Regions from separate parts of the Homo sapiens genome. Here region 1 is linked to region 2. Evidence: chromatin contacts called from ENCODE Hi-C or POLR2A ChIA-PET data. All regions are on one chromosome and are shown on one strand. The core of a region is the stretch at or near the end of the contact, and the rest is flanking DNA. Distances in the headings are between cores, read along the strand shown. Region 1 overlaps PKP1 (plakophilin 1). Region 2 holds the start of TMEM9 (transmembrane protein 9).

Evidence for each region. A loop is a pair of places that touch in the nucleus more often than their neighbours do. ChIA-PET counts read pairs that join two places held with the same protein, here RNA polymerase II (POLR2A). Pooled maps may share reads with other maps.
Region 1: a map of DLD1 shows a loop between it and region 2 (5-fold over the local background). The contact joins the enhancer-like site here to the promoter of TMEM9 in region 2. A Hi-C loop is called at or near these places in 1 of 168 maps with a recorded cell type or tissue (DLD1) and 1 of 50 pooled maps. POLR2A ChIA-PET finds 5 or more read pairs at or near these places in 2 of 52 experiments (MCF 10A and OCI-LY7).

What each region holds. Positions count from the first base shown.
Region 1 is chr1:201,294,002-201,301,354 of GRCh38, forward strand. PKP1 (plakophilin 1) reads left to right here. Exons shown (of 14, transcript NM_001005337.3): 2 at 1-44. Among named protein-coding and RNA genes, the nearest start is that of PKP1, 14 kb to the left of the region's middle. Within about 2 kb of position 6,015, at least 5 of the 41 ENCODE cell types and tissues checked have a DNase peak (open chromatin) inside an H3K27ac peak, as active enhancers do.
Region 2 is chr1:201,151,828-201,158,588 of GRCh38, forward strand. TMEM9 (transmembrane protein 9) reads right to left here and starts at 2,647. Exons shown (of 5, transcript NM_001288565.2): 1 at 2,031-2,647; 2 at 1-25. The coding sequence starts at 2,096. RefSeq lists an enhancer at 1,884-2,033 and a silencer at 2,444-2,723.

The DNA of each region.
Region 1 (7,353 bases), core at 4,765-7,264, 150 kb after region 2:
ACTACTCCAAGTTCCAGGCAGGGAATGGCTCATGGGGATATCCGGTAAGGAACTGCTTCCATCCTAAAAGACCTGGAGTACTTGTGGGGATGGTTTGAGGTTTATAGTGGAGAAAACCGGCACCAGTTGCTAAAAAGAGTGATGTAGGCTTTGGTCCGTGAGTTGAGGCTCATCAACTCTGACTAGGTCTGTTGACTTGGCCATTGTTTCATAGGTGGCTCTCGTTTGGGCTGACTGGATATTTTTGAATGTCTCAAATGATAATATTTTAGGAAAAGCATTTTTAAAAGGCATTTAAAAACAAGTCCATTTCCCAGTAGGTCTGATTTGATCATGGATTTGGGAAATGTTTGCATTCTTGAGGTCTATTAATGGACCAGTTTAGATGTTTCTAGGAAAATCCTAAAGGGTCATCTCTGTTCGTTCTGTGCCTATGGTCAAAGAGCCAAGAGAACATGTCCACTGCATTGACTCCTGCATATGACACTGCATGCTAGAGTGGAGCCTCCCTGACAACCCGACACATTTGGGTTCAAATTTTAACTCTGCTACTCACTGAGATGTGGCTTTGGGCAAGTTACTTCAAACTTTGGGACTCAGCTTCTTCACATGGAAAGTGGATATAACAAAGAACTTCTGGGGTCATTTTCAGGATTAAATGAACTAATGTACATGAAAAAAGATTACAATAATTCTTAAGATTATTTGTTAAATTAACATGGATAGAGGTTATTTTAGATCCTGTAATCCTGGCTCTGTCTGCTTTCTAAGTGATCTCAATCCACTATACTTCATCTATCCATTTACTGAACAAATATTTATTGAGCCCTAATTCTGTGACAAGCACTGCAGTAGATGCTCAGGATACAACCACACCAGCCAGTGCAGGAATTTTCTGCTGCTCTAAAGTCAGGAGTACCGGGCTAGATGACACCCAAGGTTTCTCCTAGCCTCCAAATTCTATGACTTTCATTTACTTTCGCTGATGCAACATTAGCCTGCATTATTCTTGGGAATTCTTTTGTAAGGCCCTCAAGACATTGTCAGATGGGGATTAAAGGCTGCTTCTCTGTGGGAATCTGGGGTTCTGTCTTGGTGGGGCCTTAGGATGAAGCAGCATTTGCTTTAAGACACAGATGTCTCACAGATATCACTCCTGATTGACTGTCAAAGGTCCTGGGTCCTGGGGAGAGGAGAGGGTGAGGAGTTTATAAGTTTGGTGTTCTTTTGTCATTTGCTTGATTCTTCCATTCCTGAGTTCTTTTGGGGGCTAATTTTGGAGGCTATGTCTTTCTTACATATTACAGCTTGGGGATGAAAGGAGACAATTAACTAGATTTGCTGTGAATTTACTTCCCTCGCTTTTTTCCTGATTCTTGATGGCAAATGACACTCTTAGTGCAAAATAAACCCAGCACACTGAGCCCGGTAAACTGACAGATCAAGCACAGATGTGAATAAAAGGGCTTTTACACAAAGGGTGATGACCAAATTGAGAAAATGGCTTAGGAATGCAGCATAAAGGGATTAGATGAAACCCAAGGAAGGCAGATCACTGCACCAGCAGCCGGAATGGATGATTATGCTGACAGTACAGATGGTACGTGTCTTTACTTAAATGACATTACCAGTTCAGAGCTTAGGAGGCTTAGGTTCTAGTCCTAGTTCTGCCCCTCTCTGGCTCTGTGACTTTAGATAGTTTAATTTCTCTGGGCCTCAGTTTTCTCATCCATAAAAAGGGAATGATGATACTCGTGTGTCTACTTCACTCACGGGTTGATATCAGATGACATTAACTGTGAAGTATTATCAAATGGGTAATGTAACCATGGAAATTTGTAACCAAGAACTGTAAAGGAACTCTTTCGGGGAAGGTGTTTCTAAAGAAAAAAAAAAAATCTTCATTTGGCCCATGTTGAACATTTCACTTCTGGTTAATTAACTCAGTCCTCAGTCATCTCACTAGCTTTTAATGCTCCCAAACTGTCCTCACCCCTCCCTGTGCCCATTTCCTGACAACCAGTGAAAATCTCTTTCCTTCTCCCCACCCTAAGACCCAACCCTCCTTACTCCCTCGCTGGCAGGACTGCAGACATGACTCATGGCAGGGTAGCTGCTGAGGCACGTCCCATCTCCTTTCAGTTCAGGAGAGGCTGTGGGAAGAGGGAAGAACTGAGCACACATGAAGATTTGGCAGAGGGAGGAGGCCAAGTAGGGAGGAAGTGGAATAATTGATATTGGAGCCAGACATATAATCAGATGAAACCTGGGCAAAACCAAACGAGGTCCAGACATAAGGAGAAGGAGAGCAGGCGAAAAGGCAATAGAGATCTGTGGCATGAGATAATCCTATGTCCGTGGGATTTTCCCATGGATGGTACAACTGGCACAGGACGATGTTATTCCTCCCCTCTGGTGAAACCAATATGGCAGCAGAAGGCAGGGAGGGTGGGGAGGAGGGTGTAGTTTGTCTGCACAAGCATCATCAGCATATTTTCAGGAGCTTCTGAGAGCTGATGAAGGATCATTTGCTGCAGATACTTTATATTCACTCGGTCAGCCAACTTGTATTGAGCAATTGCTGGGGCACAGCAGTGAGTGAGGTGCGCTACAGAAACACAGTTGAAAAGAATCTGACTTTGCCCTCAATGAACCTGCAGTCAAGTTAGAAGCACAGAGGTCAACAGACAAATAAGATAAAGGCATTAGTTTCTGTACTGGAGCATAACACCAATACTGCCATTGCTCAGAATGTTTCTAGAACCCCTAAAAGTTCAGAACTGTCTTCAGCATCATTTCAGGAGCCAGACAAGAAAACCAGTCTCATTTCTTTATTGTCATGACCTGGGTTTGACCAGAAACAATATTACTCACTTGGAGCACCTCACTCCTCAGATCTGGCTCTAGTTCTAAATATCAAACCATTCTCAAATAGCAAAGCTTTGTCACCTCCTATACATATCTCATTTAAATATGTAAAGGATCTGTAGGCAATTCCAAAAAGAAGGCTCTAAAAATATTTAAAAAGCAATGGTCGTACCTTATAGTTTTACCTTATAGTCTATATCAATAATAGCCTTGTAATTAAAAAACAATCATCATACTATTTATAATCTATGATTATTCACATCACAAATTGAATGTAGAGAGACTTTCTTATAATAAAATAAAACTTAAAACAAAGATAGTGTGACACACAAAAAGCATCTAGGGGCTTAAGGAAAATAAAAGACTGCTCCAAAGAAAGTCATTGGCCCAGTCCATGTTCTGCTCTCTGCTGGCCACCCCAGCCTCCTCCTCCTTCAGGCAGAAGGATCTGCTGGAGGACAATGTTGGAACCTCAGAGCCCCACAGACCTCAGGGAGAGGAAGCAGCTGGTGAGATGGAGCAAAAGATGGGGCAGGTTTTAGCCTCGCTGCCTGGTTTCTCAGCTGCATACTCAGCTATGCTCTTCTGGTTCTCAGCACCAAACCTGTAGAATATTAGAGCCCAACACTGTTTGCATTTTACAGTTGAGGAAACGCAGGCCCAGAGAAGAGAAATTACTCCTTGAAGGCCACACAGCTGGTTACTGGTACAGCGGACTAGATCTCTGACCTCGTAACTCCTAACCTAGTGGAGTTTGTTTTCATTACCCCAGACATTTGCACTTCTTATGACTGCCATTCTGTGGGTTTCCACAATCTCAATATTTGAACGTTACAACTAAACACTAAACACTAAAGTTTAGGGATCTGCAAGACACTCATGAGTCTGAATCCCTCCATTTCCTCCCTTCCCATCCCCTCCAACCAGGCCTACTCTCACCATGGGGAGTCAGCCTAGCTCAAAAGAGGCAGGAGAGAAGCTCTGTTTTTCCCTTCCTAGACTGAGGCTGGGTTCACTTGGGTATAAGCATTAATGGGTTTCAGGGCAGGGTTACCAGATAAAATACAACAAAATACAATAATTGAGACATGTCTTAACTTAGAAATTATTTGCTGTTTATGTAAAATTCAAATATAACTACATGCCCCGTCTATCTATTTGTTAAATCTGGCAACCCTCTGTCACTATGTCTCCCCACTCATTCCTGTGATAAAAACAACACTCCTTTACGTGCTCCTCTCCTAGGCTAGGGACCCAGCAGAATTACTTTAGGCTGCAGCATTTCTGGTGAGAAAAGGAGGATTTTTGTCCCATCTTAGTTGTCCTTGTAATATGTCCCTTGAATATCTTCCTCTGGGTCAGCAAAGACGAGGATGCGGGGAATAGAGAGCTGGAGCCATGGAAAGGCACAGCCCTTCAACTCCAAAGCTGAAAACAGGCCTTGATCACATGGGTTTGTCCTCAGTGAAGCTGAGGCGTGTGGACAATTTTGATTTCCAGGGAATGGTTCTGGATTAAGATGACACTCCTTTTGTCTATCATCTTCAGCTCCAAAGGGTTTACTTATTTTTAAATCAAGAAGTGCACCCTGAGCACTTCTTCTGGGAGTCCTACCAAGTAAAAAGTTCTTAGGTGGCAGATTGCCCTACACCACCCTGCTCAGGATCTAATCAGTAGAGAGGAAAACCACTGAGGCATCATCAGAGGGAGGTCTGGAACAGGGTGACCATGGTGACTGCCACATTGAATCACTCAGTTAAATCCAGCCTGGCATGCCTAAGAGTGAGAACTCCCAGAATATAACAAGGGAGAATTCTGTCTTTGTCTTGGCATTGTCCTATTCATTGACCCCATTTCTCCTCTTTAACGCAGGACTTACTAGCAAATCTTTCTTCCAGCTTCTTCTCAGTTGTACTTGCCTAACTGATATGTCTGTATTTGACGATCCCATTGTGACAGAGTCTTGTGGACAATGTGCTAGGGGCCCTTACCCTAAGGAGAACTGATCTTGGCCACCCTAGACCTGAAGAAATGTGGATGAAGCCTCTGTTACAGATGAGAGGACTGGGGTTGCATCACACTCCAGCAGGGGATGGGAAAGCCAAGCACAGTGCTCCCCAGGTTGGTGGTTCACCCTCAGTCACAGCCATGCTAATCGAGTGTCCACAAGGGCAGAGCCATGGGCCAGGTACTGCAGAGGGGCTGCCGGGGAGAAACACGGTAGGACTCCTACCCTAGCAGCAGCAGAAACAGACTGTCCTTACCAATCCGCAGTCAACAGAGGCCATGCCCAGAGACAGCCCGGAGTGGAGGAATAAGCCCTGGACTTTGGCCAGGAACTTCACTAGCCATGTGACTCTTAGTCAAGTCTGCTCCTTAACTAGCTGTGTGACTCTAGTCAAGTTCTTAATCTAGCTGAACCTCAGCTTGCTTATCTCTGAAATGGATGAAAATTCCTGTCTCAAAGAGCAGTATGAAGTTTATGGATGTGACATACCAGATCAGCAGTGGGAGGCGTGGATTCCAGTCTCAGCTGGGCTGCTACAAACTGAGGGATCTGGAGTGGACTTCACCTCTCTAGACCCTGGCTTTCTCAATTATGGAGCAAGGCAATTGGACTAAAGCACAGCCAAGGACTCACTTAGGGTTGCATGTGGCTTGAGAGCTGACTCTGAGTAGCTACAGGGAGCTAAAGTCTGTGTGCTGGTCCCTCCAGGGTCAGAGGTAGTGTTAATTCCTCCAGCCCAGATTTTTGCTTCAAGCCTACAGATGGATAAAAGCTTCTTAATTTCCTCTTTGCTTTCATCTGAGCACTCCAGGCACCAGGAAAACAGCAGTTAGTTAGCCCTTGCAACAGGATGAAAAGATGGTAGGACTTCATTTACTTTAGCTTCACAGACAGGGAAACTGATGCACAACAAGTAGCTCTGCTGAGTAACTACCCTAACTTAAAACAGACCCAACTCCCTCTTTCCAAACCATGTGTCTCAGCTCCAAATGCCACTTTCTAGGTGTATGAGCTGGGTTCCTTCGGCAGTGCCTGCCGGGCCTCTCGTCTTTTCTTGAAAAGTCCAGGTGAGGGACTGATAGTAGACCACAGCCTCCTACTCCCAGGCAGGCATGGATCCTGCTCCAAGAGGGAGCAATTGATGTGTTTGCCAACTCAGTGTCCCCGCTGCCAACTCATGACTCACCCCCACCCAGCCCTGGGAGATAGGAGAGTCCTACAAGGGCCCCAGGCTCTCACCCCAACAAGAAGAGGCAATGATCCTACTTGCCAAGGGACAGAATGTGCCTCTGAGAGAAAATGGAGGCAAGTGAGCGGGAGCGGGCGGGCCGGCTCCAGGGGCACCCCTCCCTGTGGAAGGAGCATGCCGTGTGCTTTCACAGACAAACTGCTGCCACTGGGACACTCCCTGTATTAAACTGAAGGAGAAGCCTATGGCAAACACTGGTGTCTGGGTACTCCTTGGGAGGGGCCCTCCTTTCTAAGCCACAGTCCATCAGAGTGGCTCTGCTTCCCCTAAGAAGCTTCTGTTGCCCTTAGGGTTGGGCTGAGCTCGGGGAGCTTCCTTTCTGGGCTTGCTCTCCCCTCCATGGCAGGTGAGTTGAGGCTCTGCCTCCTGGCTGAGGACTGGGTAAGCCAGGGAGGCCCCTTTAGAGCCCAGAGAGAATGTGGAGAAAAGGAACAAACATTGGTCTGAGGGCTGGTTTCCCGTGACTGTGTTGGGGACTCCTCTTCTGCTGGGCCTCAGGCTTATCATCAGCAAGACTAGATGGTGGCTCAGACCACCTCCTTGTAACTCTGACGTCTGGCTTCTGTGTCCCTCTTTTGGGGAGAGAAGTCAGAGAATGGCCCCATGTCAGCAGCATGGGCTTGCAAAGGGAGGAGGACACGGTTCCAGTGAACAAATGCAAGTGGTGTCCTCCAAGGGCAAGCTCCAGGTGCAGGAAGTCGGGATCGGCTCCTGGAGGAGCTGAGCTTTGAACTGAGTGTGCAAGGAGAGAGGGCTGCCCTTAGCAGACAGGATGGAGGGCAGAGCAGGAATGCCCCTAGGTCTGGACTGTGGTCTGAGAGTACCTTGCTGACTGTTCACAAAGCATAGGCATCCCCTGCAAGGAGGGCAACTGGTTCCATGTTGCCAGCTCCTGAGGTCTCCTAAGCCTCCCAGGCCTTCATCACAAACCCACAACAATGCTCCTCAGGGCCGAGTGAGCACGCTGGCCCCTCCATCCTCCTGCCCCAGGGAGGAGCACCAGACCCAGGAGAGGGCAGACTCCCACCAGTCACTGTCCTGATAGTGTGGACCCTTGTAGAGGAATGGAGAGGGAAGGCCAGGGCAATTTGGTCAGGATGTGCAGGGAGACTTGTCACTGCTAAGGGACTCAGTGTGGCAGCTGCTTAGCAAGTGGGGAGCACCAAGCTTTGGCAGCCCAGGATGCGATCAGCAGCGGATCCTTCTCAGGATGTCTGCAGGAAGGAAC
Region 2 (6,761 bases), core at 1,397-3,896:
ATTTGCACCGGATATCTTCAGAACTCTGGAAAAGAAAGCACATGTCAAGTATGCAGAGACCCTGCCTGGGGTTCAGGGGGTTCAGGCTCTAGCAAGGTTGTCAACTTTCTGTTCCCCATCCTGTTAGGTGAACCATATCTATGCTCTTGAGCTTTCTCCATCCCCAAGTTCAAATCCAGCAAGGACTGCCACTGTAGGAAGCAAGCTGCAGCACCGGGTCCTAAAGATAGAAAAATGTCCAGATGGCAAATGAGACTCACAGAAAGTTGTCTAGGCCTGCCAGTCCCAAAGCAGGTACTTAGAGGAATGCGGGGAGAGGGATGAGGGGAAATGGGTGTGTGTGTGTGTGTGTGTGTGTGTCCTCTACCCCAGACCCCACACTTGTGTGTGCACCTCTGTCCAGTGGACTTGGCAGCCACCCTCTTCCCCACATTCCTTCTCCAACTTCTTAGGTAGGATTGGGGAAACATAAAGGGCGAGGGTGAATAAGAAAAAGTGGATCATTTCTGTGGGAATACTCAAGCAACCCCTTTGAAAGTTCTTCCCTTCTGGAATGAGTAAGAGATATCACCATAAATGTCTTTACTAATTAGGATTTCTGAGGAGAGAATGGAAACAAACTCTCAGCCTTAACCTTACTTCAAAGTCTGGATGATCTTTAGTTCCATAGATCTACCCAAACAGCTCCACAGGAATGTAGCAATAAAGAATGGAAGTTATCTCAGGAGTCCCAGAACTTAGGTGGGTCACCCTTAATAATGGAAACTTCAAACTGTATAGGACTTTACACTTACAGGGCATTTTTACATTGTCATGTAATTTGATTCTCCCTAAGCAGAGTAATAGATACAACTGCTACTACAGGTGGTAGTACTAGCACCCCTAAAACAAAAATTCGAAATGCTCCCAATCTAAAACTTGTTAAGCACAGACATGACCACAAAGATGATGTTAACATTGCAGAAAAGCACCTACAGACATGGTAACAATGAGTGACGGGCTTCTTGAAAGACTATAGCAGAGCGCATTCATAACAGAACAAGAAATCGTGTCAGTCTATAAAATCAAAGAGACTTCTAAGACAAAAGCTTGTTAATGAATCAGGTGACTGGCAAAAACATTTTTAAAAGCCATCTGGCAGAATGCCTCCTCATCTCTAGAGGACCCACTTTCTGGTCCCTCTACTGCTTCAGATACTACTTCTCACCTAAAAAAATACTGTGCACAGTAACCTTTAATCAAAACACAGCATCACAGCAGGAGACAGAAAGCCTTATGTTGCTGTGTCTAACAGCTGATACAGGTATTCTGGTGATGCTACTGTGCTTAGTTACCCTGAACACATCATTTATTTTCACTGTGTTAATAGTACATCATATTTTTTTACCGTTAAGAACTTATGTGTAACGTAAGAAAATATTTATCGGTAGCATATAAATTCATTGTCAGGAATGGTGGTGATGCCAACCAACCAGACTATCCACATGGGTGCCTGAGATAGTGACGCCTTTGCTTTCTGATGGTTCAGTGTAGATAAACTTTGTTTCATGCACACAATTATTGAAAATATTGTATAAAATTACCTTCGGGCTATGTATATACAGCATATATGAAACATAAACGAACTTCAGGTTTAGACTTAGGTCCCCTCCCCAAGATAGCTCATTTTTTATGTGCAAATACTCCCAAATCCAAAAATATCTGAAACAAAACATACTTTGGTCCAAAGCAAAGGAAGGTATGGAGAACTTAGATAACTTCTCCAAACTTCCTTGCTGGAAGTCCACCACTGATCTGTCTGATCAGAGTGAGCCAGTGCTCTGTGCCCCACCCTTCCTCACTCCTCACCCGCACTATCCTTAGGGAGGCCAGCAGCCTTGAACCTGAAGGAAGACCACTAAAAGAAGTATGGCCCATAGGTGAGTGAGAGGCAGGCTTAAGGAGCAGCTGGCTACCTCTGAGTCAGCCCTGTAGACAGGGTGGCCGTGCACTGTGGTCGTGACCAGGTGCTGCAGGCTCACCTCCCTCACCTTGTTGGCTTCAGCTGGGGGCACCAGCAAACACCCGACCACAGCCACCAAAGATAAGAGCTTCATGCTTATCAGGCTTGCTGGGCCAGCAAAGCCGGACACCTGGAAAAAGAGATACGGAGTCGGAGAAGGGGAAGGTGGCCACACCGCAGCCAGCACGCTAGGCCCTTAACCATCCGGCCAAGTGGGAATGGGGTTGGGGGCTGGGCTCCAGGATTCCAAGGCCTGCTAAACCTGGTCGCCAAACCCTGCTTCCCTCCCGCCCAACTCTCCGGCTCTCCGCCAGCCACCTGGTGAGCCCGGCAGAGGGGTCCTCGAGGGGACACCGCTGCCAGGGGCCTCCAGTTCCTTCTCAAGGCCCGGCTCTGACCCGCGCATCACGTCCCACCGCCCTCCGCCATCTCCGCCTCTGCCCGCCCCGCAGCTCCTCCCCGCTCGGGCCCGACGGGAACTTTTGGGTGCGAGTCTGGGACCCCTGCTCCGACGGCGAAGGCCGGTGCCCACCACGCCCAGAGGTCTTAAGCCGGACTGGGACCCCCAATAGCCCCGCGACCCCCGTCCCCTCCCCCAATGCCGCGTCCACGAACCTACAAGCCCGCTGCAGCCGCAAAAGACCCAGTTGTCCCCGCCCTCTCCTAGCTTCTATTGGTTGCCAGAGCAGCCCCTTAACCCGACCGCGCTGTCGCCATGGCAACAAGACCCGCCTTCACCTGGGCGGGGAGACTCTTGCGCAAGGGAGAGGCGGGCATTTCTCAAACCCGACCAAACCAGAAAAGGGAACGTCAGCCTTCCAAACTCCTGGGGAAGGGTCTTGCCTTTGTGTGGCCTGAGAACTCCCACTGCGGTGCTTCTCCCTTCCTTGTATTATAAAACTCAGCTTGTTTCATCTTGCTGTTTTAGAAAGAAAGCGCTTTATACACTGTAAGCTAGTAACGTCAACAAAAACGATACGAGATTGAAGGGCTTTGTCCTCATTCAAAATCTGGAAATGTTATTTAGGGATCCACGTCTTTGCTGCAGAAGACTTTCTGCGCGGCAACGTCTCTACCCCTACACACACCTCTGAGAAGGAGAAATCTAGGGTTGGCGATGGGTGGTGTGGGCTGGGCCTGTGAAGAGTGTGCACAACAGCGTCCTCAGCCTGATCCCCCTACCCCATGCTGGTGCTGGGCCTGGCAAAATGGGGCAAAGTGTGCATGGCCAGGATGCAGGGGTGAGGGTCCCTGGCTGCTATGTGGCAGATGTGAACTTCTTGCCAGCTGTGAAGGAAAGGGGAGTCATATGAATTCAGGGCACCAGACCCGGAGTGAGGACACCGGGGCTTTGGCCCTGGCGCTCCCCCTAAGCAGCTGTGTTAGCCTGGAAAAGATACCTCCCTTCTCTGGGCCTCAGCTTCCCTTACTTCCCTTATCTGTAAAATGATTCGGTTGGATTCTAAGATCCCCTTCAGCTTTGATATGTTGGGATTCCTTAGGGGTGGGTGGGAGGGGTATCAATATGGCCCAAACTTGAGGTTGGTGGCTGGATTAGCATAGGGGCTGGGTCCAGGTGGAATCAAGCCCCTCGCAGGCCCTGTGAACTGAGGTGGGCACTTATCTGGAGGCCACTGAGTTTGTGTTCCTCTCTCCTATGCTTATGTCTTATTCCTCTTTATATCCTTGCCACCTGGCAGAGTGACCTGTGTTTGGTAGGTGCTCAGGAAGTGTTTGCTAAACTGAATTCTATAGAATTAAATTAAATCTAGTTGGCAGGGGGCAGGGGCAGGAGGCCTGCAGTGTGATGCAAAGGTCAGGGGCTTTGGAGCTAGAGTGACCAGGGCAGGAATCCTGGTTCCTCCCTTCCTAGTTGTGTGAATTTGGGTGGTTTCCTTTAGGACACCGCCTTTGGATCTTTGGAAGTCTTTGGAATCCTTTCAGAAGTCTCGGTTTCCATGCCCATAAAATGGGATTAATATTACCAAATTTTCAAGGTGGTTGTAGGGATATAATGAGTTTACATATGCAAAGCACCTAGAACAGCATCTGACACAAAGAGGGAGGCTCTATAAATGGCAATGTTAGCTCATTGTGGAGGTCAGAATGGCTGCTTTGGTGAGCAAGCTCAGGCAGAGACAGAATGCCTACCTCGTGGGGGCAGAAGGGATAGTTCAAGTACTGGAAAAAGACACTTCTTCCCCCCATATACGTTCCATATGAAGGTGGGACTTTCATGGGGACAAAAGCATGGGGCTGAGTCTGTCACCTCCAATGGATGACCCTCTGACACACAACACTAAAGATACCCAATGCTGAGCTCACCATCTTCCTCATCAAACAGAAGGGAGGCCTTCCACTGTCATTCTGCATTTCTGCAGGTCCTAGATTGTGGCATCAAACTATCTTTGACTCCTCTCTCATATTTCCACATCTTGTCTATCCAGGTGTCCCCAGGAGGTAGCTATCATCACCCTGCCTGTATCTTTCCTCGGCTAGCATTCTGCTCCCTGAAATGCACTCCCTTCCTGTGTGCTCCTAGGTCCATCCTGTCTTCCTCCAATTCTGTTTTCAGCACATCGCTCATTGCTCAATCCCTGGTAGCAAGCACCCTGTTGCATCCAATTCAGACCCCTCCACTTGGCAACCAAGCCAAGTGGTTACCATTTCTGCACTTCCCCACCCCATCTCATCACTGGTTACTCCCCCCACCGGCTGTCCCTATATCTGACTTTGCTCATTGCAGTCCTCCATAGGACATTATCACCCCCAGCACTGCCAGTCGTTATCTTTCATCTTATTCAAATCTTTGCCCAAGCATTTGCCTTGCAGAAGCTTTTCCCAAATAGTCCTACCTGACCCAGGGCACCTCATTCCCATACATCCTCCATGTGCCCTGTGTTTATGAGCCATGCCAGTGAAGTGAGTCTGAACCTATTCATTAAATTTAATTCCATAAACATGTGCCAAGCACTATCTGTGAGCCAAACTCCAGGGCTCACAGATGCTAGGTACCCCAGGGATACAACAGACAAATCACATGCAACTCTGCTTTCAAGTAATGCACAACCTAATAGCAGACCAATCACATGGTCAGAATGTAACATAGAAAGTGATGTGTTGTAGAAGTGAAGCAGCCTTGTTGTCTGTGGTGACACTTGAGGTTTGTTGTCTCCTGGCCATGAAGATCAAGGAGGTAGACACACAAAGAGTGAGGTTAAGAGTGGAAATTTAATAGGTGAAAGAAAGACAATAGCTCTCTGCTACAGAGAGGGGTCCTGGAAAAATGAGTTGCCAATTTAAGGTGAAATGCAGGGGGTTTTATAGATGAGCTAGTGGGGAGGCAGTATCTCATCTATACAGGGCATCTCAAAAAAAGTTAGCACCAGGTGTGCCATCTGCATAGGGCACAAATCTCTGGCAGCTCCCAGCCCAATCTTTATTATGCAGGTGGTTTCTCTGCCTGAGCTTCTCCATGTTGCCCAGTTCTTTCTTACTGTACATGTGCTAACAAAAAAGGGAAGGTGGAGTCCCATGGTGAACATGCCTGGCCCCCCGGTAGCCCTTTTCTATGAGTGCAGCTGCCAGCATTCCTCCGTGCAAGCTTCCAGCTTCCTTATATATGTTTGCAGCCCAATCTTTGAGGCTGCTCTGTGTTAGAAAAGAAATGATTTCTAGGGCTGCTTCTTATTAGAAGGGAAGTTCTGCCAAGGACTTTTTTGTCCTTGCTATCTGCCTAAATAATTTCTATCTCCCGTATCAGAAATGCTTTTTCCCTTCAAAAATTTTTTGAGCACTGTGCTAGGTGCTGGGGATATCTCAGTAAACAAGACAAACCCTGTCCCTGTTCCCACAGAACTTGAAGTTTATTGCAAGAAAACCACAAATCAACAAGCAATGACAATTCAGGGTGGTAAGAGCTGTGCTGGGGGAAGGCTGCAGAGGCACTTGGGAAACCTAGACCAAGGGCCAGGGGAGCCCAGAATGGTGGAGAGGGGGCTTTGAGGGCAGTGAGGGCTACTTGGGCTGGGCCAGAGTGGTGGGCAGAACAATGTCGCACCCCCAAATGTCCACATCCTAATCCCTGGAACTTGTGAATACTGTCTTACACAGTAAAAGGCACTTTGCAAATATAAATTAAGGCCCTTGGTTGGGGAGAGTGGCTTGGATTATTCAGGTGGGCCCAATCTAATTAGATGGCTCCTTAACAGAGGAACCTTTTCTGGCTGTGGTTAGAGAAGGAGATGGACATGGAAGTAGGGTCAGAGAGATGCTATGCTGCTGGCTTCAAAGATGCAGGCAGGGGGCCACCAGGCAAGGACTGTGGGTGCTGCAGAAGCTGGTCAAGGCCAGCCAATGCATTCTTCCCTAGAGCTTCTAGAAGGAATGCAGCCCTGTAGACACCCTGATTTTAGTTCAAGAGAACACCTCCGTCAGACTTATGGCCTACAGAGCTGTCAGATAATACATTCGTGTTGTTTGAAGCCACCAGGTTTATGGTAATTTGTGACAGCAGCCATGGGAAACAAATACTGCCAGGAAGGGTGGGCAAAATTTGAGGCACAATTCAAGAGCAGGGTGATGGTGAGGAGGGCATTCTGGTGGGGGGTGGGGGCGGGGGCAGGGGCAGTGTAGGGAGAGCAAAGAGATGGGACTGGGGAAGTTCAGGGAGAGACATGTAGAGAAAGAGTCAACAGTTCAGTTTGTCTTGATCCCAGGACAAGCGAATGGGAAAGGAAGGCAGGGAGCTCAGTGACAT